Regions from separate parts of the Mus musculus genome. Here region 1 is linked to region 2. A link is a loop called in an ENCODE intact Hi-C map of the cell type or tissue named here. Cell type or tissue: left cerebral cortex. All regions are shown on one strand. Links, peaks and the distances in the headings refer to the core of each region. The heading gives the core; the rest is flanking DNA.

Region 1 (11,523 bases), core at 6,524-11,523, 850 kb before region 2:
GGGAAAGTCCAGATTGATCATTTCTGAGTTTCCTGTGGGATATACCCTGTTTGACGGAGGTTGGTATCTATTTACAGCTAAAAACCAAAAATATCTAAGGCTCTGCCTCCCTTCCCCAAAAGATACCAAGAGCCACAGGTGTGGGTCGTGATAGCACCCACGGGAGGAATCGGGTCAATGTCCACCCAAGCCAAGGTTAAAAGCCCACTCATCTATGGATGAGAAAATCATTTGATCACCTCAGTTAAGCGTTGCCTTATTTAAACGTAATTAATAGGGTGGAGAGAGGTTGGAGACCGTACTGTTGGAAGGGCAAGTCCTTCGCTGCCTCCCACCCTAAAAAAGCCAATTGGCCTTGTACTACGGAGCCGGTCTTTACCCCCTTCTCCCTGTTTCCTGCTTGTCATCCAAAAATGCAGAGGAATATCAACTCAGTGTTATTCTTAATAAAGTGTATTTCAAATTTGTTCAGTCAAACTTAGCCAGGGTTCCAACGCCCTACTTAAAATTCAACTAGAAAGTTACCTATTCAGCACTAATTAGCATTATAAAGTCAGAGCCTACTGCTTAGGGCTTTTCTGTTAGTTGTTTACTAGGACAGAAAGGACAGTCTTAGCCAGATACAGTTTACCATAAGAAAAGTTAGGGAATCCCACGGAGACAGGTTTTTTTCTTTAGCCCCAAGAATTCAGGCAGAACTATTGAGCATAGATAATTTTTTTGCCTCAGGCCAGCCTTTTTCTTAACTTTTTGTGGAGAGCCGTGCCGTGAGCAATCGCCATTATAAGATGGCACTGGCTTCCACTGCGCCTAACTAGTAAACAAGCCTTATGATATCTAGGAAAGAGATCAGGAGTCATATATGCAAGCATCACCAACAGAACACAAGAGATAGAAGAGAGAATCTCAGGGGCAGAAGTTACCATAGAAAACATTGACACAATAGTCAAAGAAAAGGCAAACAGCCAAAAGCTCCTAACCCAAAACATCCAGGAAATCCAGGACACAATGAAAAGACCAAACCTAAGGATAATAGGTATAGAAGAGAGCTAAGATCCCCTAATCAAAGGGCCAGTAAATATCTTCAACAAAATTATAGAAGAAAACTTCCCTAACCTAAAGAAAGAGATGCTTATGAACATACAAGAAGCCTACAGAACTCCAAATAAACTTGACCAGAAAAGAAATTCCTCCCATCACATAATAATCAAAACACCAAATGCAGTAAACAAAGATAGAATATTAAGTGCAGTAAGAGAAAAAGGTCAAGTAACATATAAAGGCAGATGTATCAGAATTACACCAGACTTCTCACAAGAGACTATGAAAGCTAGAAGATTTTGGGCAGATGTTATAAAGACCCTAAGAGAACATAAATACCAACCCGTTCTATTACACCCAACAAAACTCTCAATTACCATACATGAAGAAACCAAGACAGTCCATGACAAAACCAAACTTACACTATATCTTTCCACAGATCCAACCCTACAATGGGTAATAGATGGAAAACACCAACATAAGGAGGGAAACTACACCCTAGAAAAAGCAAGAAAGTAATCTTTCAACAAACCCAAAAGAAGATAGTCAAACAAACATAATTCTACTTCTAACAACAACAACAACAACGAAAGAAAAAAACAGGAAGTAACAACCACTTTTCCTTAGTATCTTTTAGCATCAAGAGACTCAATTCCCAAATAAAAAGACATAGATTAACAGACTGGATATATATATAGGACCCAGCATTTTACTGTATATAGGAAATGCACCTCAATGAAAAAGACAGACACTACCTCAGAGTAAAAGGTTGAAAAACAATTTTCCAAGCAAATGGTCCCATGAAACAAGCTGGAGTAACCATTCCAATATCGAATAAAATCATCTTTCAACCAAAAGTTATCAAAAAGGATAAGGAAGGACACTTCAGACTGGTCAAAGGAAATTTCTACCAAGAAGAACTCTCAATTCTGAACATCTATGCTCCAAATGCAAGTGTACCCACATTCATAAAAGACTTCAACACTCATTCTCAGAAATGAGCAGATCATGGAAACAGAAACTAAACAGAGACACAGTGAATCTAACAGAAGTTATGAACCAATGGATCTAACAGATATTTATAGAACATTTCATCCTAAAGCAGAATATGCCTTCTTCTCAGCACCTCATGGTAACTTCTCCAAAACTGACCATACAATTGATCACAAAACAGGTCTCAAGAGATATAAGAAGATCAAAATAATCCCATGCACCCTATCACCTTGTGGAGAGCCATGCCTCGAGCAATCGCGTGTGTGCCGTGGGCAATCGCCATTATAAGATGGCGCTGGCTTCCACTGTGCCTAACTAGTAAACAAGCCTTATGCGCAAGTGCAAGAGTGAACTCACGCCTAGTCACTGCCCATCTCGGGGCGTAGTAATGGGGTGATGGGTGAGCAACGAATCAGGAGCTGTCACGCCACATCAGGTGCTGAAACGTCACACTGTGGGCTATATAAGCAGCGCCATTTTCTGGGTTCGGGGTCTTCCACCTGAGAAATAAGCAATAAAGCTTTTGCAACAGAAGATTCTGGTTGTCCCAAGTGTGTTCTTGCTGGCGGGGACAAAAGCTCGGGATAACTTTTATTTTTATTAACAACAGGGAGGAGATGTAGTCTCCCCTCCCCCAGCCTGAAACCTGCTTGCTCAGGGATGGAGCTTCCCACTCAATCTTTCTGCCATGCCTACTGCTGGAACCTGCCGCTTTGCTGTTTGGAGCCATCACGTGGTCACCCTGCTACTGGACTCCAAGATTATTTGGCAGGAATTGGGCCCCTCCACTTCACGGAGTGCTGGAATAGTAAAAATTGAACCTTGAGCAGAGACCTTTGTCTTGGTTCCTTCCTTATCTCGCGCAGCCCAGCCCCTCTTCTCTTCCAGGTTTCCAAAATGCCTTTCCAGGCTAGAACCCAGGTTGTGATCTACTGGCCAGACACAACAATCCACTACCACCATCTTCTGAATGCTAATGAAGGACCATAAGGGCTTTTGCCAATCCCAAACTCCAGCTTCCCCCTCCCACCTGGGGTCAAGGCTAGGCCAAGTTCCATTCTTCACCTACAGGAACATTCTTGAGTAAACAATTTGCAGAATGTACCAACTGATAGTCATCTGAAAGTCCAAGGTAGAGTTTAAATGCATGTCATGATTTGCCCATGCTTGTTAGCCAATAGAGTTAAAGGTCAATATGCTTAGCCAATAAGTGTGAACTGTGAACTTGCTGATGTAACCTGTATCCCTATAAAGTATAAAAACCAATTGTAATAGCCATTCATGGTTGCCTTCTAGTCACTCAGCTTGAGGGACTAATTGAAGGTCAACCCCCACGATACGGAAAATAACCCTCTTGCTTTTGCATTGATCTGCATCTCGGTGTTTCACTTGGGAATGTCTTGAAGTAAGTACCAGTGACAGAGGGTCGGGGTCTCACACTGGGATTATGCATGTGACATGTATCAGAGTATCTACCTTTGCTACTTTTCCAGAAAGATATTACTACATATCTTCAAGGCTATGTAGCACCCCATACACTATGTAGATTAGCGATCCTAGACTTCAGCACACAGAGAGGAGTAGGAATGAGTGTTCCAAGATCCAGAGCCTGCCCTCCCCACAGAGCCTGCTCTCCCTACAAAGCTTGCCTTCCTCACAGAGCCTGCCCTCCCCACAGAGCCTACCTTCCCTACATAGCCTGTCGCACCTACATAGCCTGCCCTCCCTAGGCTGATGAGAAATTGGAGATTCATTTTGTAGCTACCTCCACAGCTTATAAATCCTGGAAAAAAATCTCTCAAGCAATATAAAAAAAATACAATGTGGTTACAGTCTACTTTTTAAGTGACTGATTACAGTGAGTAAATGTTTTACATATTACAGGTGAAAAAAAAAAACAAATTATTCCTAAGAATCCACACACATTTAAGCAATTTGCTGATTAACAAAGTGTAAGCAAACAAAATAGAGTGAATCAATCATTTTATCATATATCTTGAAAAGTAGTCTTATAAGAATCTTAAAAGAATCACATATCTAAACTTTTATATATAAAGAACAGTCACTTTTACTTTAAATCCTCCAAGGTACATACCTACTCATTAACAATTTTTTATTAAATCACATCAGGAAGCTGAGGGCAAAACTGCTACAAAAATTGATCATCATCTTGATCACCTGCCCAGGTTTAGCAAGAAAGGCAGGTCAGCTAATGCTCACTGGGCTGCCATTGTTCTTGTTACCTGACCTCAAAAGACTCCCTGGCTCAACTGTCAAAAGTGTGCCTGGCAACTGTAAATTGCTCCCTCCCCGTGATTTACTCCATCACAGCCACTAACATTTTCACCTAATTTTACTGACAATCTACATCCGTAAGTTTTGTCTGAGGGTGGTAGTTGAATCATTTATCTGTTCCAGCAGCAGTCTTTGAAAAGATCAGCCACTATTGTTGTAAGTGCCAATGACACTGCCCAGTGAGGGGCTGGACACTCCCTTAGAGTTTTCATATAACTCATAGATTATGAGGGACATGATGACTGGAAACTTCACAGCAGAATGAAGTCCTCAGGGCTCTGCCTCTCTGAGACACACCTAACATGACTGTGCTAACCAAATTTCATGAGTTCTAAACTGTTTTGACATTCTTCTTGTACAGCCCCTTTACTTAGCGTTTTATTGCTGTGAAGAGACACCATGACCACAGCAGCTCTTATAAAGGAAAACAATTAATGGGAGCTGGCTTACAGTTTTAGAAGTTTAGTCTGTTATCATCATAGCAGGAAGTATGGTAACATCCAGGCATACATAGTCCTGGAGAACGGCCCGAGTGTTCTATATCTTTATCTGCAGGTAGCAGGAAACTGTGTGCCCCACTGGGCATAGCCTGTGCATGTATGACCCAAAAGCCTGCCTCCAGAGTGACACACTGCCTCCAACAAGGCCACACCTAATATTGCCACTCCCTATGGCCAAATATTCAAACCTATGAATCTATGGGGGCCATTCCTATTGAAACTAACAAGAAGGTTAATACCAATGACCATCTGGGACTACTATTTATACCTGTGCAATCCACCTAAGCTTCTCCAGGAGATACAGTGCTAAGAAGTCCCTAAGGTTAGTCTCTCCAACCAGAATATCATCCTTAGCAACCTCTCTTATAGACTAAGCTGTCTATATTCAAATTGCCTATTGAAGCCTGTGATGATTTGTATATGCTTGGCCCAGGGAATGGCAGCACTAGGGGTGGGGCCTTGTTGGAATAGGTGTGTCACTGTGGGTGTGGGCTTTGAGACTGTCCATCCTAATTTCCTGGGACACAGTTCTCCTCTTTGCCCTTGGAACAAAAAGTTATACAAACTCTCAGCTCCTCCTGTGCCATGCCTTCTTAGTTGCTGCCATGTTCCTACCTTGATGATAATGGACTGAATATCTGAAACTGTAAACCAGACCCAATTAAATGTTGTCTTTTATAAGAACTGCCTTGGGCACGTGCCACGGACAGGCGCCATCCTGCCGCAGACCGGCCTCAGTCGGCCTCACTCAATCCGCAGGAGAAATCAGGGTCCTGGACAGGTGGCAAAAGAGTTGGCGAGAAATGACAAATAAATACGGCCACAAGGGAGAGTACTGTATCTGAATGTAATTTCTCAAATCGAGCATCAAACGTTTTATACAGAAGAGAATAGGGAAGTTAGGTGACACATTGGCAAGGTACAATGAGGTTGCCAGATGCTTCATGACTCTTACACAAAGCAGAGGAATGCAAACACAAAGACTGACAGGAACTGGGCAATAAAACAACTGAGACAAAGTCAGCTCTATCTAAGGTCAGCCATAGTCTTAGAAGCCAGGTGTGAGGTCTTTACAATCCCGGGGCAAGGGCTTTCATGCCCAAGCCATGGTTCTAATTAGGGAGTTCTGCTCTAGTTAACCTTCTCATGAATAATGCAATACTCTAGTTCCTCCTTAAACCACAGCCCGATCTTCTTCCTAAACCATTGTAAATTCCTGTATAAGGGAGTGACTTGGCTTTTATTCTAAGTGATAGTGTGGGGGACTTTCTACTAAGTAATGTAGTCTGCCATACATAACTATAATAAGAATTCTAAACTTACTTTGCTAAGCTTGCCCTGAGATTTCTAACTCTTATGTAGTAGATAGTAATGCCTGATTTCTTTCACTATCTCTCTTACAATACTAGAGGCAATTCTGAATGTTACTGAATAGGTAACATTCTTACTGAATTCCAAGCCTAGGGTCTGCTCAAGGACTACCTAGGGCATTGGTGAAGGCCAGGAAGCAAAGTTCAATTTTGCTTAGGTATTTGGCAAATCATTGCTTGGAGGCACCTATAGTAAAACAATACTGAAAGAAAGCACACAGATCCATTTGCAAGGACAAGTTTGGAGCATTGGATATTTGGGATGCCATGTTTCCAGGAGGCCAAGTGTCCATGAACTTTTTGCCTCGGGACTGCTTCCAGGTTTCTAAACCTGTCAAGCAAGTCACTACTGGAGTGGATGTAGTAGTCATGGTGTCTCTTTTACAGCAATGGAAATCCTAACCAAGACAAAGTCCTAAATCCCAGTACCTCAGAATGTGACTAATGTTCAGACAGCACATTTACAAGATAGCCGAGTTTAAGAGAAATCATATGGGCAGATCTTAGTAGAGCTGGCATCTTTAGAAGAGGAGGAAGAGACATCAAGAATGAAACAGACCAGTGAAGACAGTGAGAAGGTAGCCATCTGTAAGCCATGGAAAGAGGGCTCAAGAAAGCAGGCCTTCTCATGTATTGACATTGGACTTCCAGCCTCCAGAACTGAAGAAGTGGAGGAGGAAGAGGAATAGAAGGAGGAGGACTCTGTTGCTGAAACCAAGCAGTGCGTTTTATTTGTCATGATAGTCCTAAAGAACAAATGGGACATGATGGTATGCCACCCTGGTCCCTGCTTTTGTAACAGGAGACAAGTGAGTGGTTTCTACTCACAGATCCTCACAAACAAGGAAACTAGGCATACACTCACTCGAAGCTATCTTCATGCAATGATTAATTTTATCAACTTTACTGTATTCAGAATTAACTATATAACACACTTCTGAATGTGTCTGTGGGCACATTTTCAGAAGGGTTTAATGCAAGAGGGAAGACACAGCTTGAATGTGGGCTCTGCCCTACAATGCTGTGAGGTCTTGGACTGAAGGGATACAAAACAGTATTGAGAAGGCCATTTTCTCTTTTTTTCTGATCAGCCCAGGTAGAAGCAGTTTCCTCCATGATGGACCCTACCTCCTAAATACTGATCTAGACCAAACCGTTCCTCTCTGAAGTATAAGGATCCATGATTTGCCAAAGAATGATACCCCAGACTCAAATGTGGGGTCTCTCATTACCAGAACAGAGACCACCAAGTCAGTTTGCAAGCCTGATTTAAAGCACATTAGGGAATTCTGGGGTAGGTGACCCTGTCAAGATTGACATGGAGGTTGGGTCCATCTCTATAGACATTCCATTACTGGGGTGTGGGGGCTGGAAACTTGCTGGGGAGGTCTGAAAACTGTTGCTGAAGAAGTCTGGAAAGTGCTGCTGACCCAGTGTCCTTGCCTCAGGCCAGGTGGCAGGGCGGCTTCTAAGGCCTGGACTTGCCTGGAATTGTCCAGTTCTTAGAGACAGAGATTTAGGCCTATTCTCCTTAGCTGCCAATTTGAAGTCTGTCATGGAATCAGCCTAGCTTTCTCATAAGCTGATGGTCACAGAAGTGAGAAAAACAGTTAATAAAGATAAAAATCTCTTCCCAAAATTTCTTAGGTCAGCCAGGTACAGGGACTATATCAAGGGAGAAGAAGCTATCTCTAGAGAAGGTAGTGCCATTCTAGGACTTAATGAATCTCACAAAAGTCAAATTACATTCAATTAATATCCTGAAGAGGAAAAATTAATCAAAAGAGACAGACACTTAAATCAGATACTCATAAGAGGGAAAGGGGATGTTTATGGATGTCACATGAGTAGCAATCTGCTTGTTTTCCTGATTTCTGTAGCCCAGATCTCTGGACTATTCCATGTATTCTTTGCTCACTGAGTTTAATGAACCCGTCTCCCAGAGTGTTCCTAGTAGAGGATGAAGTACATGATTCCTCGTCATCTGGAAGGTATTCGAAATGGCAGCAGTTCAACTTCAGTCCAATTGCTCCCACATTATAAATTCTCAGAGCAAAGGACTCAAGGTAACCATCAGCATGAGAATTGAAGTTTGCTCTTTTCAGTGTAAAAAGAAGAGCATCCTCCAGTCAACCAATACGTACATATGTGCATGCAAACACATATATTTTCTAGAATTGTTAAAAAAACATTATAGATCTGGTTTATTAAATCTCCCAAAATAGAAAAATTCCGACGGCAAGTTTCTTCAATATAGGAAATACTTAGGAACTGTATATTGACCATCCGGGGATCTCTCTCCTCCCCTATTATCTAAGGCTTAGAGGAAACTTTTGCCAAATGCCTGCAAAATGTTTTCATAGATCTTCTCATCCAATGCATTATTTTTTTATTTTTATTTTTTGCTAAGCATCTTCGAGGATTTGCCCTTTTCAATAAAACCATTGTAGGATCCACAGTATTTGTGGTGTGTTTAACCCTACGTTGGGAGTTTAACATCAGGTTTTGCAGTTTCATCCTTTAGAAGCAGACTTTGTGTGCCCCGGTACAGGGGAACGCCAGGGCCAAAGGGGGGGAGTGGGTGGGTAGGGGAGTGGGGGTGGGTGGGTAAGGGGGACTTTTGGTATAGCATTGGAAATGTAAATGAGCTAAATACCTAATAAAAAATGGAAAAAAAAAAAAAAAAGTTCAAAGTCTAAGGCAAGTCGACCAAGGCACAGACGGGCAGATGATCGAGTGTTAAACACGCTGAAGGTTTCACATACTAATCTGTCCAGAAGCAGCAAAGTTAACATCTCCAAAGAGGAACCGAGGTCTCTGCATCCACTTAGGGTAGCACTTCACTTAGCGCGCGGCCTCTTTAAGGAGCGGTGCCCGGGGTGTGGTCGCAGCGCTCACGTGATCCGGAGCAGCTCTCTAAGCTTGCGGAAGCCGCCCAGCGGTCCGGGCGCCGGGATGGTGCGTCTGTACAACCTGCACCCGTTTGGGTCGCAGCAGGTAGTCCCCTGCCAGTGGGAGCCGGAGCAGGTCTGCTGCGGCGGGAGCGACGCGCTGTTCGTGGCTGCCGGCTGCAAGGTGGAGGCGTTCGCTGTTCAGGGCGAAGAGCTGTGCCGGCAGCGCTGCGCCTTCTCCACGCTAGGCAGGGTGCTGCGCATGGCCTACAGCGAAGCCGGTGAGGAGCGGCTTTGGGGCGGGGCTCTGGGTAGGGAAGGGATTGGTGCTCTTCTAGGCTGGCTGCTGACAGTCAGTGTGGGTCGGGCACTAAGTGCTAAAGTCATTTTGTGTAGTTGTTTTAGCGACCGCAGATCCGGTGTCGTGCCACGGTCCGGTGCTTGCCTAGTTTGCTTGAAGCCTTGGTCTGATCCTCCTTACTCAGATTGCTTCAACTAGTCATTCTAGCACTTTGGAGGTAGAGACCGGAGGATCTGAAGTTTAAGGTCCTCTGCAGTTTGGTGAGTTCCATTCTAGCCTAGGCTACAAGTAATCATGTCTCGAAGCAAAACAAAGCAGACACCCCACGTGGAGATGCAATGCTGACTGATCCCGTCCACAGCTTGAAATAAAGACGTGTGGCTCGGTTCCACTTATGCCAGACCCTTAAAAGATTAATGTAAGAAAACAAACCTGGTTCAAGAGAAAGAGGAGGGAGAATGATATCCTGAAGTTCACAGGAGGCTCGACCTCAAAAGTTATCTCAAATCGGAGCCAGCCCTTTTACCTCTTAAGTCACTATCACTTGTGGTTGATTTATTACATTGGGTTGTATCAAATGCTTGGCCCTGGTTGGATACTAATGACTTGAGCCACACCGACTGGAGGAGGCTAGCACTAAACCATGATAACCTCGTTCTTGAAACCTTGAAGAACAAAGATGCTTTTATTACCATGTTGGCTGCCTTAAAGAGCTTCAGGAATCATGTGGGATGGCATAAGTATCACGGGCCATATAACTCAAAGGTAGCATTCAGTCCACAGTTGAACTTCAACTTCTGAGTGTAACTTCTATTAACCCATGCATGACTAAACATTAATAGGCTGACCCCTGGCAATGCCTAAGTTCAGAAAACCTGTCTGATGTCTCCTTTGATGCCTTTTTTTCTTCTGAGTAAATGTTCTGGTCTGTGTTCTCTCAGTGCCTAGTGTCCTCTGCCATAGCAAATCCACCTTGTCAACAACCAGGACTATCTGTGCATTTATATTTACTGTGAATGTTTTGGAGGCCTTTTTCCCAGGCAGAAAGCATTTTCTTTTTCTGTCAGGTCCAAAGGAAACCCCAAGTCCCAAACTCCAAAGGGCAGTCCAAAGATCCAGACGTGAGCTCCTCCATGGCTATAGGAGGAGTTCTGGTGTTTAGTTAAAAGCCAGCCTTCCTTCCTCAGGAACTTGTGGAGGCAGTTCCTGTCTGTCAGAGGAGTCATTTCCCTTACCTCTGGCAAAAGGAGCTATGGCTCTTCAATCTACATACACGTGTGATACTACTCCTCAGCATCCCAAGGTCCAGGCTAGCCTCAGGCCTCCCTCAGTCCCTGAAGTACCTATTACATATTTCCAAGTCCATGCTATCTCACTGTGCTCTTCTCTCTCTTGCAGATAACCTTGGCCATGTCTATTCAGCTGGCCATGTTCAGGTTACTTCTTTCTCTCTCTGCTCTGGATTCATCCAGATCTTCTGGCTGTTTCTCCCTCTCCCTCTCCCTCTCCCTCTCCCTCTCCCTCTCCCTTTCCTTTTATCTCCTTCTCCCTCGTCCCTCTCCCTCCATCGCCTTTTCCCTCCTCCCTCTAACTCTACCCTCTCCCTCCTCCCTCTCCCTCTCTATCTCCCTCCTCCCTCTCTTTCTCCCTCTCCCTCCTTGCTCTCCCCTCCTCTCTGTACCCCACCTATCTTCAATAAAACAAAACCATTTCCCTTAACTATACCATGGAGGGGTCATGTTGACAGTTTTACTTTGTACGGGCCCACCCCCTAACCCCCCCCCCCCCCAAGCCTACACTTACTAATCAGCCAAATGCTGCTCTCCCTTTGTAAGTTGTGGGCACTCAGTAAGTCATCTGTGGGGTCCCTGTAACCAGATTTCTGTGGCTCATGGTTTGAGAGGGTTCAGCCCACCATAGTGGGTAGGGTTCACATCATGGTGACTAGAAGGTAAAGCAGAAACAGGAAGGACTAGGGCAAGATAGAATTGCCAGATATCCCCTCTTCATCAGTGACCGTCCTCCCAGAAGTCTCTTTCCTCTAGCCAGACTCCCCTCCACCCAACCCTACCACACCAAAGTTTCCAAAACGGATTAGTGCATTCATTAGGTCAGAGCTCATGATCTAGACA
Region 2 (12,282 bases), core at 3,438-8,437:
TAGCTTTATCAGGAATAAAAAAAAAAAGGATACCAGTACATTTCCTACAGATAACAAGAGAATCATATAAAGAAGACAATTTTGGATGCAATAAATTTCTGTGAAACGTTTATAAATAAATAAGAAGCCAAAACACTGAAACACTGAAAGCAGTTATAGTGGCTACCTTTGATTCAATCTGGGTAATTAATACTTGGAAGAGAGTCACCAAGGTGTTTTCTGATATGCAAGCTTTCTTTTCTTAACATGGGTGTCTATTACATGAATGTATGCTTTGTGATAGATTTATATATGTATGACTTATCAATGTATGTTATAATTCATGTGATGGCTAATTCCCATCCAGCTTGATTTTTCCCCATAGCACTGATACATACATACACATGTAAACTTAAGTGTTCATGTATGATAGCTAATCTTGTCAACCTGAATATAACTGGAATCAACTAGAACCCAGGCAGCTGGGTACACCTGGGAAGGATTTTCTTGGTTGGTCATTTGAGGTGGATACCCACCCTGTCATGGTTTGAATATGCTTGGCCCCATGAGTGGCACTACCTGGAGTTATGGTCTTGTTGGAGTAGGTGTGTCACTGTGGGTGAGACACACTCATCCTAAGACCCTCATACTAGCTTCCTGGAAGTCAGTATTCTGCTAGCAGCCTTCAGATAAAGATGTAGAACTCTCAGCTCCTCCTATACCATGTCTGCCTGATGCTGCCATGTTCCTGCCTTGATGATAGTGGACTGAACCTCTGAACCCGTAAGCCAGCCTCAACTAAATGTTGTCCTTATAAAAAGGTGCCTTGGTCATGGTGTCTATTCACAGCAGTAAAACCCTAACTAAGACACACCCTAAATGGGCCACACCTTCCGGTGGCAGCCTACATAAAGGTAGAGAAAGAACTTTTTGCCTGTCTGCGCTCACTCCTACTGTTCTGTTGCTGTTGTATTCCTTCATTGATGTTCTTTGGAATTCCAATGTAAACCAAAAAGACTGGCACCTCTCTAGGGGCTGCTGGGAGACATCTAGTCTCATGGACTGAACAGTTCCTTGATGCTTCTATAAGGAGATATTGATTGTTGGACTAATGGGATCACAGCCACTCCAATAAACCCACATATATGTACTATCTATCAGTCTGTTCCTCTAGAGAACCCTGCATGACTAATACAATATATATATATATATACCTAAATATATAAATACAACCTGCTAGCCAGGCAGTGGTGGCACACATTTAATCCCAGCACGAGGAGGCAGAGGCAAACAGATCTCTGAGTTCAAGGACAGGCTGGTCTACAGAGTGAGTTCCAGGACATCCAGGGCTACAAAGTGAATCCTTGTCTTGAGAAAAAAAAAAAAAAAAAAAAAAACCCACAGAGAAAAACAAAACCTGTTTCAATCTGCATGTTACTTGTATGTAAATAGTTTTAGGGCTGACTGTTTAGTCTTAGATAACCAATTACTGTGCTCTTCCCTGGCTGGATCTGACCTGAAAGCCTCCTTCCCTCAGGACTAGCATTCCTGGTACCAGAAGGTGCCATACTAGCTTCCTAAGGAGAGAAGCAACCAAGCACCTTACCCAGCTATGAGGAATGAACCACAACAATGGCCAGTGTGGCAAGCTAACCTTATGACACAATAGTGATTCCCTAAGCAGTCACCAATAGCTCTCTTATGGACACAAGATCCACTCAACAAAAGAAATCTTGAATGGTATGAGAAACCTAGCCAACTACCAAGGGCTGGTGAAGTCATACAACGATGTTATTAAGCCAGCACAATCCTACACTCTAAGTTATTTATGCTCATGCCTACAGTAAGTATTATTCTCATCCCTCACTAGCTCTGTTATTTGAGGCAGGGTTTCTCATAGGCCTGGGCTAATCAACTGCCTAGGATAGGTGGCCTGTGAGCCCCCAGAATCCTCCTGTCTATCTCCCAGGAACTCAGATTATAAGTGCAGGGCACCATGCCCCCCCTTTTACAAGGTTACAGGGATCAAAGAAATAGCATTAAAATCGGCTACAGATTGTTTCCAATGTGGTGGTTGAGGTTTGCTCTGTTGCTCTGTATTGCAATGCTACATTCTATACCAAGTCTCCGGTTACAAGCTTTTGTTGTGCAAACCTTGTTCCTTGATTTATAACGATTGCTTAAATAAAATTGGCTACAGCCAATTACTGGAGGGATTAGAGGTAGGTGGGTTTAGAGCGGCCTGGTTGTAGGAGAGAAAAGAGGAGGACGAAGACCAAGGGAAAACAGAAGCAGCCATGAGGGGAGAGGCACCATGAGGGGAGAGGCATCATGAGGGGAGAGGCGCCATGAGCACATAGCCAGGAGAAACAGCAAGTATCTGGGGTACACCACTGGGGAGGTAGCCAGCAGGCCTGCAGTTATAAGAGTAGATTAGGGGTCATGCCCCAGTAATTGTCAAAGCCAAATAAAAGAACAGTAGTCTGAATCCCATTTATTTGTAAGCTAGTCAGGGATAAGCTTAAATTGGTTGTCCACATATGTATGGATACATATGTAGAGCTAAGCATACTTTTTCCTGGAAACTTTGTGATGATGGTATACAGGCTAATAACTAGGCTACTCTAACATATATTATAAGAAACAAACTACTTTTATGGGAAGGGCTGTAGCAAGCAGTTAGAGAGAGAACCAAGAGTAAATGAGAATAAATAGAAATTAGAATCTATTTAAGAACACAATACATACTAACTCCTTGCATCAAAAAAGACAATCTACATTCCAGTGTCAAACACTGATGTAAAATCAAGAATAATCAAAGTAACAACAACTGATTAGTTGAAAGTTTCCTGGTTTTTGAGAATGAGTCTTCCTCTGCTTATGTTCCAAAAGTTTGCTGATCTTTTCCTCAACAGAGTGTGACCTTTTTTCTTTTGCTTGTTATTTAATTTTTATGTATAACTATTTTGCTTGCATGTATACATATAAATATACATATACATATATACTACATACTTGCCCAGAAGCCAGAAGACACTGGATCCCCTGGAATTGGCATTATAGACAGTTGTAAGCCATCATGTCAGTTCTAGAAATGAGCTCTTACACAAGAAAGAGCAACAAGGGCTCTTAACTGCTGAGCCATGTCACCAGACCCCTGTTGTTTGAATGGCCTTAGAAGGCTGAGGTTGATACTGCACACCTAGTATCTGGTGTCTGACGAAGATCCCATAAGCTACGGAATTATTAGCTAGTTTGGCTACATGACCAGCTTGGTTATTTGTTAAGACTTGTTTTATTTAGCCAATATACTTGTATTTGCCAATATATAGTATATTGATGGAGCACGCCAGTCATCTCAGCACTTGGGAGAGGAAGGTAGACCCCTCTGAATTCCACGCAAGCCTTTTCTACACAGCAAGGTCCATGAAAACTAGGGCTATACAATAGATCCTGTCTTAAAAGCCAAAAACAACAAAAAGGATGTATGGTTAGAGACCAGAAGAGAGCTTCCTGCCACTTAGAGCTGGAGTTATACATGTGTGCCACAAGAGGGTACCCACAAACATTGCACACCCAGCTCTATAAGCAAGCCTAGCTCATCCTCCTCCACTGTCCATCAAATCCTATTTATACCCTCCAAACAACACATGTCCTTCACAGGTCTTGAGCATGTGTGTCCATCTCAGCTGACATCACTCTGCCAATCAGCCCTGCATCTGCGGATGCAGCAAGAAACTGCAACACACCACCATTATGGAGCACTTCTCTCCCTAGAGTCTGACAAATGCAGCTCAACTACGAAGACCAATACATGCATGTCATTAGCAAATAAATCTTAATCCCATGTCCTTTCACGTGCTTGCTTTCGTAGAACATCCTTTCGCCTAGGTCCACTTCAGCTACATGTTCCTTCACGTGTTTAGCCCAGCAGAACACCGTACAACACAGTTTCTAAAGAACCCTTAAGTTTCCTCTTCAGTTACTAGACTTGCATTTCAATTCAAAGATTAGGGTGTTGATAGAGAGTTAGCTGCACATCGTGACTGAGACTTTTCTTAGCTCGTAAGCATTTTATAGTCAAACTCGGTTGTATATAATCGCAAACCCATTTCTATTACCTTCTTTTTAAAAATAATTTTTACCTTTTAAATGATTTTTGTGTATGTACAATATATGTGATCAATATATGTGGACACAACTTACTTTCATGTAACAAGATAGTAAGTGTCACAACTTCCTTGACTAAGTCATTGTAATGTAAAACAACTACATACACTAGGAAAAGGTGACTGGAATCGGGCGTGGTGACTGAGGCAGGAGGTTTTAGGCAGCTCAACCTAATCTACATAGTGCATTCCACCCCAGCCTAGAGTAAGGAAGACAACTCTGTCTCAAAACCAAACCAAACAAAAAAGTGAACGCTAAATTACCAAGTATCATGAAATACTCCTTAATATTCTTTTCCGGATGTGGTGAAGCAAGCTTTAAATCCTGTAGTTGGGAGGTGGAGGGGGTAGGATCCGAACTTCTATTGACCATCCTCAAGCACAAAACGAGGTTTAAGCCAGAAGAGGTTACATCAGACCAATCACAAAACAAACCATCAGGCGGAAAGAAAGGTTTGGTTAAGTTTGACTTCAGATCTCAAAGTTTCTGTAGTCTGGCTACACGCAAACTGCGCACGCTTAGAAAGTTCAGAGCTGCCAGCCGACAATGACAGGAAAGTAGGTCCAGGTAGAACAGGCTGAACGCCGTGGGCCGCCCCGTTCAGCCCGGATCCAGCGAGGGCACAACGCCGACTGCGGGGGATGGGAGCCAGGCCGGCGGCCCGCGGAGCTCAGCAGGCCAGGCGCGGGCGAGCCGGAGGGCTGCTCTCTGCTCCGGGCTTCCGCGGCCTCCCTCCCGCTCGCCGGCCTCCCGCGCCGCGCCCCGTCCCCTCCCTTGTCCACAACACGGCCTCCCGCCACCGTTCAGCTCCGGGTGGTAGCCATTCCCCACCCCGCCAACCGCTTTTCTGTCCCGGGCCCCACTCACCTCGGCTGCGCAGCAGCCCTCACCTTCGCAGCTGCTCAGCCTTCCAGATTGGCTGTCCCAGGACCTTATGCCAATCAGCCAATCCCCGCCCCTGGCCCGGCCTAGGCTGACCAGTGAACGGCTCGCTGAGGCCCGGGGGCGGGCTCAGGAGAGGCCGGCGGAAGGCGTGTCTGCTCGCCGGCCACGCCGGCTACCTGTCCCGGGCTCTGTGCGCACGCGCGGTGCCCAGTAAGGGGCGTGTGCTTGCTAGTGTGCCGCGCTTTGTCTTGGGTGCTTCTGCCCCTGTTATTTTTGTTGGTAAACTTCGCCCCTTTTGGGTGTAGGAATACCCACATTCCGAGTGAAGTCTCAAATGTGTGCCCGCTGAAAGGAGCTAGGTCCTTAGCCTAGCCTAGCCTAGCCTGTGTCGAGCCCTTCTCAACCCACGCTCTGTGGGGACTTTGTCTGCCAGGGCGATCTGTTTCGGGCCTCAAATCCCGGACGTATGTTCTGGAGGAGTGGAAGGCGCGGCTCAGAGGGAGTGAAGACTTTTCCTGCCTTCAGTTCCCCCGCCTCAAAGTCTGCCTAATTGGTGTGCGTAGTTTTTAATGAAGGGTTATTCTAGATTTCAGATAACCTAGTCATGAAAATACGATCAGTCTGTGTCAAGTTAGCTATAAGCAGCACGGTGGTGTGTGTGGGTGCGATAAAACGTGAATATGGAGGGAAAGCCTATCAGTAATTCAAGAGGCCGCTCCTACCTGGGCGTGGCGGCTCCTGCTATGTAAAACGAGTAGTTTGAAGTTGGAGGCTGGAGGATCCAGAGTTGAAGACCAGCCTATGTCCAAAACAACCTGGAAGAGGGTGGAAGAGTTGAGGTGGGAAGTGGGCAGCAGCTGTTGCTACTTCGCCTTCTCTCTTACCCTCTCATTGGAGCGCTGGTGTTCTTACCCTGGATGGCCTAAATTCCTCCTGGCTACTGCTTTGGATTTCACCTAGAGCTTCAATTCAGTTACTCAGCAACGGCTCGTTGGGAGCCCATTATGACAGTACAAAGTTGGTGGGGTTTGTTTGTTTGTTTGTTTGTTTTTTAAGCCTTGAACCACACCCTGAGTAAGCCTACCAAAAGGCAGGGAGATCAAAACAAGGTTAATTAATATATGTGACCAAGTGTTATAACGTTTTAAGTACAAAAGGGCCTGACAGGCTGTGACCAAGGCTGGGAGAGAGAAGCCTGAGAGAGCAGTTCAGGGAGGGGTGCTTGGTCTGAAGGCTGATGAAAAGACAAAAGCTGCTGAAGTGAACTGGTAGGGACCACACACCAGGGCGACCATTCCAATGATACTTGTAGGATTTACTGCTAAGCTATTAGTTGCCTCAGGATCCCTGGTCACCAGCTGTGTGACCCACAGGTGACTCTCAGCTGCCTGCCACCACACAGGCCTATGTGATTGTCTATGTTTAAGAAGAAGGGTATCTGAAAGCACCCATCAGTTGGAGATGGCTTAAAACCTGTTTTTTGTTTTGTTTTGATTTGATTTGATTTTTTCTTTACAACTTCCCTCCCTTCCCACCTTGCTTTACCCTCAAGTGCCCTGGAGTGGCCCTGAACTTTTTGACAATCTAGATGAAGGTGCAGTGACTTAAACCTGAGTAATTTTATCACAAATTATTGTTTCTCCCAGTAATGGAATCATTTCTAAGAATTCTGACCAAGCTGTGTGCCATCTCATTCAATACAATAACACAAAGAGCCTATCAACATGGTGCCTGGTACCAAACCCTGGTGAAGGAAAAAGAGAGTTTGAAATACATCCAGCCAGGATCTAATCGAAGAAAGACCTGCAGTCCTTATGCTTTTGAACTTTTAAGCTTTGCTTTGCTTTTGTTTTGCTTTGCTTTTGTTTTGTTTTGTTTTGTTTTCGAGACAGGGTTTTTCTGTATAGCCCTGGCTGTCCAGGAACTCACTCTGTAGACCAGGCTGGCCTCGAACTCAGAAATCCACCTGCCTCTGCCTCCGGAGTGCTAGAATTAAAGGTGTGCGCCATCACTGCCCAGCAAGATTTGCTTTTTGAAAGAAAAAAAATATTTGTTTTACAGAAAAGTGCCAAGGGGTAGGAAAAGTTCTGATGTTACCTCACCCAGTGTTCCCTAATCTTACATTACTGTGATACATTTACAAACTAGAAATCCAACACTCACACATTACTACTATACTGGCTGATTTAATATCAACTTGAAATGAAATTATCAGACCAAAGTTATCAGAGCGGAAGGAGCCTGAGTTGAGAAAACAACTATACAATCCAGCCGTAAGACATTTTTCTCACTTAGTGACCAGTGAGGGAGAGCGCAGCCCTTGATGAATGGTAACATTCCAGGGTTGGTAATCCAGTGATTCATAAGAAACCAAGCAGAGCAAGCCATGAGAACCAAGCCGGTAAGTAGCACCCTCCATGGCTTCTGTATCAGTTCCTGCCTTCCTCCCCCTGTTCTTGCCCTGCTTGAGTTCCTGTCCTGACTTCCTTTGAACATCAACATGAAAATGTAAGCTGAATAAACTTTTCCTTCCCAACTTGCTTTATGGTCATGGTGTTTTATTGAAACAATAGAAACCCTAACTAAGACAATTACTGACAAAAAAACTCCAGACTTTATTCAGATCTTATTACTGCAAGGACTGCACCACACGTGGCACTTAGTCATCAAATCACCTTGGTCTACACTCCTCTTTTTTTTACATCTTATTCTTCATGAGTTTGACGTGACTGTTACAGTTTTGAGGCATATAGTCAGATATTTTTGTATAGTGGACCTAGATTTGAAATTGTCTGGGTTTTTCTATATAATTAACCTATGATTATAAGCAGGAAAATGCTACATATGGAGATATTTGACTCATAATACCCACAAGAACATGTTGTCCTCGTGTGTGTGTGTGTGTGTGTGTGTGTGTGTGTGTGTGTAGGTTCTGCATATGTTTAAGACAAGTCCTAAACCCTGCCCACATTTATGAGGACAGGACTATAGGATGAAGTCTCAACTCTGGGAAAGAGTAAACAGAGTAACCCAGGTACATTCGCACACACAGTTTGGGAATTTCATTATCAGGAAAAATTTTCCTCTTTTATTTATAGTTAATCACTAATGTAGACTTAAACACACACAACTATGTGTTGTTTTAAATTTATCCTGTGATTTTTATTTCTTTGCACAAGGCACTCATGAAGCTCTTTTGGGTTGGCTTATGTGGCCCTTTTATTGTGGGTTAAGTCCATACTCCTGACTCATTTTGTGTATTTCTTGCTCCAAAATGGATAATCAACCCTTTCTTGAAGGAGCCCTAGAATGGAGTTTAAAAACAAAGATTTAGATACCAAGTATTCTGGTGACTGCTGGCGTATCTTTGAACTTACACTGTGAGCTGACAAAACTGATTTATGTTCACCATGTTGTTTGTTTTTAGGAATTACTTGATGAGCTGGAGAGGTGGCTCTGTAGTTAGGAACACTGCCTGTTCTTCTAGAGGTCCTGAGTTCAATTCCCAGCAACTACATGATGGCTCATTACTATCTATAATGGGATCTGATGCCATTTCTGGCTTGTAAACTTGCATGCAGATGGAGCACTCATATACATAAATATGTGAATAAAAACTTTGAAAAGAATTGTTTGTATTTGTATATATCTGTGAGAGTATATGGCCTGTGCATGTGTGTAGAGGCCAGGAAAGGACCTCAGCTTTCCTCCTCTAATCCTGTTCACCTCTTCCTTGGAGACGAGATCTCTCCCTGCATCTGTGGCTTTCAGTTTCTTAGTGAGGCTTTGCCTTCCTCAAAGCTGAAGTTTTATGTGTCTCATTAAGTGGGTCCCGGGATCTGAATGTTGTTCTCATGACTGCACACAAGTGCTCTTAAACACTGACCCATCTCTCCAGGTCCTTATCATGTTTATTAATTATTTGTTTATAGCCCTGAGATAGCTACCTCATTAAGGTCCACCTCCTAGTGTAATTCCTCCTTGAACAGGGATGGGAGTTAGTAACATAGTTCTTATGAGAATATAGCAAGTGCCTGCGGATGCTGATTTTAAGATCAGGTTGCAAAAAGATCTCAGCCTTGACCTTGGCTTGCCTACTCTTGTCTCTCTTTCCCTCACTCTGAGGAAAGCCAATGGCAAGGGGTTCTCTGGTCAACAGGCAGCAATAAAAGTCCAGTGTTCAGTCTGTGGCAGCCTACATACTACTAAAAGCCATGTGGCTTCAGCATGAGAAAGATCCTCTTGCCGAAGCCTTGAAATGACTGCAGCCACAACTAACACCTCTGTGATACTTTTGTAAAATACCAAGACAGAAGCACTCAGCTAAGCTTCGGTAAACTGCCTGTGCATTAGGCTTGATACAATCTGTAGTACGCTGATAGGAAGTAAGAGATGATGAGTCCAGCTTCTCTCCCACAAGCTCATTGGTTCCTACATTACAGTTTGGAGCTACTAATATATATGCACAAACTCCCACTAAGGTGGTTTGGAACAAATGGCAGATATTACAGGGCAATCCACTTGGGGATATTAGAAGAAAATGGAGGTTTTTTTCTTTAGTATATTTGATCCTGGAGGGCTCCCCATCCCCCAAATGGATAGTTCTGCTTTTTCTGAAAGAATCTTGAATAACTGAACTGTCTGCCATTTGAATGAAGAGAGGGAAATGAATCAGCAGTTGTCTTGAAAAGGCCCTTTGACTTTCAGAGGCCAGGGTGATGCCTCACTAAATGAAGGCTGTTGCCACCAAATTTCACAGCCTGTATTTGATACTGGGACCCCGTGGTGGTTTGAATATGCTTGACCCAGGGAGTGGCACGATAAGGAGGTGTGGCCTTGTTGGAAGAAGTGTGTCACTGTGGGGGAAAACTTTCAGAACCTTTTGCTAGCTCCCTGGAAGCTAATCTTCTGACTGCTTTTGGATCAAGATATAGAACGCTCCACTACTCCAGAACCATGTCTGCCTGGATGCTATCATGCTTTCTGTCATGATGATAATGGGCCAAACCTCTGAAATTGTAAACCAGTCCCAATTAGTTTTCTTTTATAAGAGTTGCCTTGGTCATGGTTACCACATGGTTACTAAGACACATTCCCATACACAAAATAAATAAATGTAGCAAAGAAATTTTTCTTTTGACTTTGTGTGCCTTTGGTCCCAACAGGACAGCTCAGAGAATCCTTGAGGACTACTGTATAGCATCTGCCATTCTAAGGTCAATTTCATTTTATCACAGAGACCCCCCCCAAAAAAAGGACAAAACCAGAAATTCCTGCCCTTATGATCCAGTGTTTAGTAAGACAGGAGACGGAATAATGACCTCGTTAACCCGTCCCATGCCAGGCTGAGTGACAGTCGCATTTGGTAATACAGATTAAGTTATTTACATGGGGTCGCTTCTAGCAATCAAGATTCATTTCTTCTTGCGCTGCTTTTACCTTGGCTTAGCAGCCTTGGTGTAGGAAACGAATCGCACAGGGTTCTTGGTTAGAATCAATTTTAATCTAAATATGACCAAAGCATCACATACACTGAAGAAAAAGTGTGATAGAAATCCTACAGTATGTGTCAATGGAGAAGGGCAGAGTCATATTCCAGACTGGCATCTGCAACAGGCTGAGGAATTCAAGGACTCATAATGTTAAATGCAGAAAATAATTTGAAGACTAGTCACTGTCAAGCAGTGTTGGAGGTTTTATTGAAGCCATGTTTAGGCTTGGGAGATGACTCAGTGGATGAAGCACTTACTGTGCACGCTGAGACCTGAGTTTAGATCCTTCTAACCCACTTAACCAGGTATGCTAGCCTTTACCCCAGGCCTGACACCTGGGGCAGGAGGCAGGCACAGGAGAATCTCCCTTTGCCAACTAGCCTGGGTATGCACTGACACACACTAAAAAACCTTGTAACAAACAAGGTGGAAAGTAAGAAGAAACACACCTAAGTGGCCCTCTGATCTCTACATGCATGCTGTGACACCTGGACACACACACAGAATTTGTGTTTAAGATCTATTTTTATTTCTGTATATATGTTTCTGTGTGAGGATATGACACACATACTTTTAAAAAGACTTTTTTTTTCCCCTTTCTTTGTGTTGTTTTTAAGACAGACCCTGTCTGTCCTGGAACTCGATCTGTAGGCCAGCCTGGTCTCAAGCTCACAGAGATCCGCCTTCCTCTGCCTCCCAAATGCTGGGATTAAAGGTGTGGGCCACCACCACCTGGTTAGAGGCGTTTTGATAGACCAGCACAGTCAAGAGCATGGATGTGTGCTTCTCAAAGAGGAGTCGCAGAATCTAAGCTAGACACAGACAAGTGTTGTTATAGGTTCTTCAAGAGAGTTGCAATGGTCTCAGAGTTCACCATATGTCTCTCCGCTTACATCCCATCATCCTCTGGGGTTATAGTGTGGCCCCTGAGATAACTTGGATAGAATTATGATCTGGTAAAGTCAAGCTATGAGTCACTAGAGTTGCACAAAGAGCTTAGTACATTTTTTCCCTACAAGTGAGGTTTATGGTGAGATTTCTAGAAGATTACAGATTGACATCTGGAAGGGAGAGAGGCCCTAAGCAGTTGTTAATTGTTCTGGAATTCTTGCTTTGTTGGTAGCGAGAGGCTTTAGCCAGATTCCAAGGTGAAGAGGATCCTTTTTTCTTTCTGTCCAGTTTTCATAAAAGCCACCTTCAGCAATCAGTAGTCTACAGTACTGCTACCTCTATAGGCTCTTCCTTCCTCTGATTCATTAAATTTTTAAAAAAATTATGCCTCTCTGTGTGTGTGTGTGTATGTGTGTGTGTGTGTGTGTGTGTGTGTGTGTGCATTCATAGGCATAAAAATACCATGGAACCTGTGGTATTGAGATCAGGGAACAACTCTTTTTTTTTTTTTAATTTTTATTAAACTATTTTATTTATTTACATTCCAAAAGTTGCTCCCCTTTTCGGTCTCCCCTCCCCAAGTTCTTCACTCCTTCTGAGAGGGTGCTCCCACTCCTGCCCACTCCTCTCACCCCCACCAGCACCCCTCTTCCCTGGGGTATCAAGTTTCCACGGGATTAAGCGCATCTGTTCCCACTGAGGCTAGACAAGGCAGCCCTCTGCTGCATATATGGTCCGGGCCAGGAACCAGACTATGGTTCTTTGGTTTTTGGCTTAGTCTCTGGGAGCTCTGAGGGGTCCGGGTTAGTTGACATTGTTGTTCTTCCTGTGGGGTTGCTATCCACTTCAGCTCCTTCAGTCCTTC

What was found. Peaks named below come from ENCODE experiments on the same cell type or tissue, not always from the same donor. Only the 100,000 strongest peaks of a DNase experiment are listed, where the experiment ranks them.
Region 1: a loop joins it to region 2, with 5 times the contacts of the local background. A loop is called at or near these places in 3 of 42 quality-filtered maps.

Annotation. Positions count from the first base shown.
Region 1 is chr3:20,032,897-20,044,419 of GRCm38, reverse strand. Hps3 (HPS3, biogenesis of lysosomal organelles complex 2 subunit 1) reads left to right here and starts at 9,110. Exons shown (of 17, transcript NM_080634.4): 1 at 9,110-9,371. The coding sequence starts at 9,155. In left cerebral cortex, for the core only: no CTCF peak of the experiment used is centred there; DNase peaks (open chromatin) are centred at 9,131 and 9,349; H3K4me3 peaks cover 1,729 bases; H3K27ac peaks cover 910 bases.
Region 2 is chr3:19,181,023-19,193,304 of GRCm38, reverse strand. It overlaps Mtfr1 (mitochondrial fission regulator 1), which reads right to left and starts at 5,195. Exons shown (of 8, transcript NM_026182.6): 1 at 5,017-5,195. In left cerebral cortex, for the core only: no CTCF peak of the experiment used is centred there; DNase peaks (open chromatin) are centred at 4,343, 5,149 and 5,729; H3K4me3 peaks cover 1,639 bases; H3K27ac peaks cover 473 bases.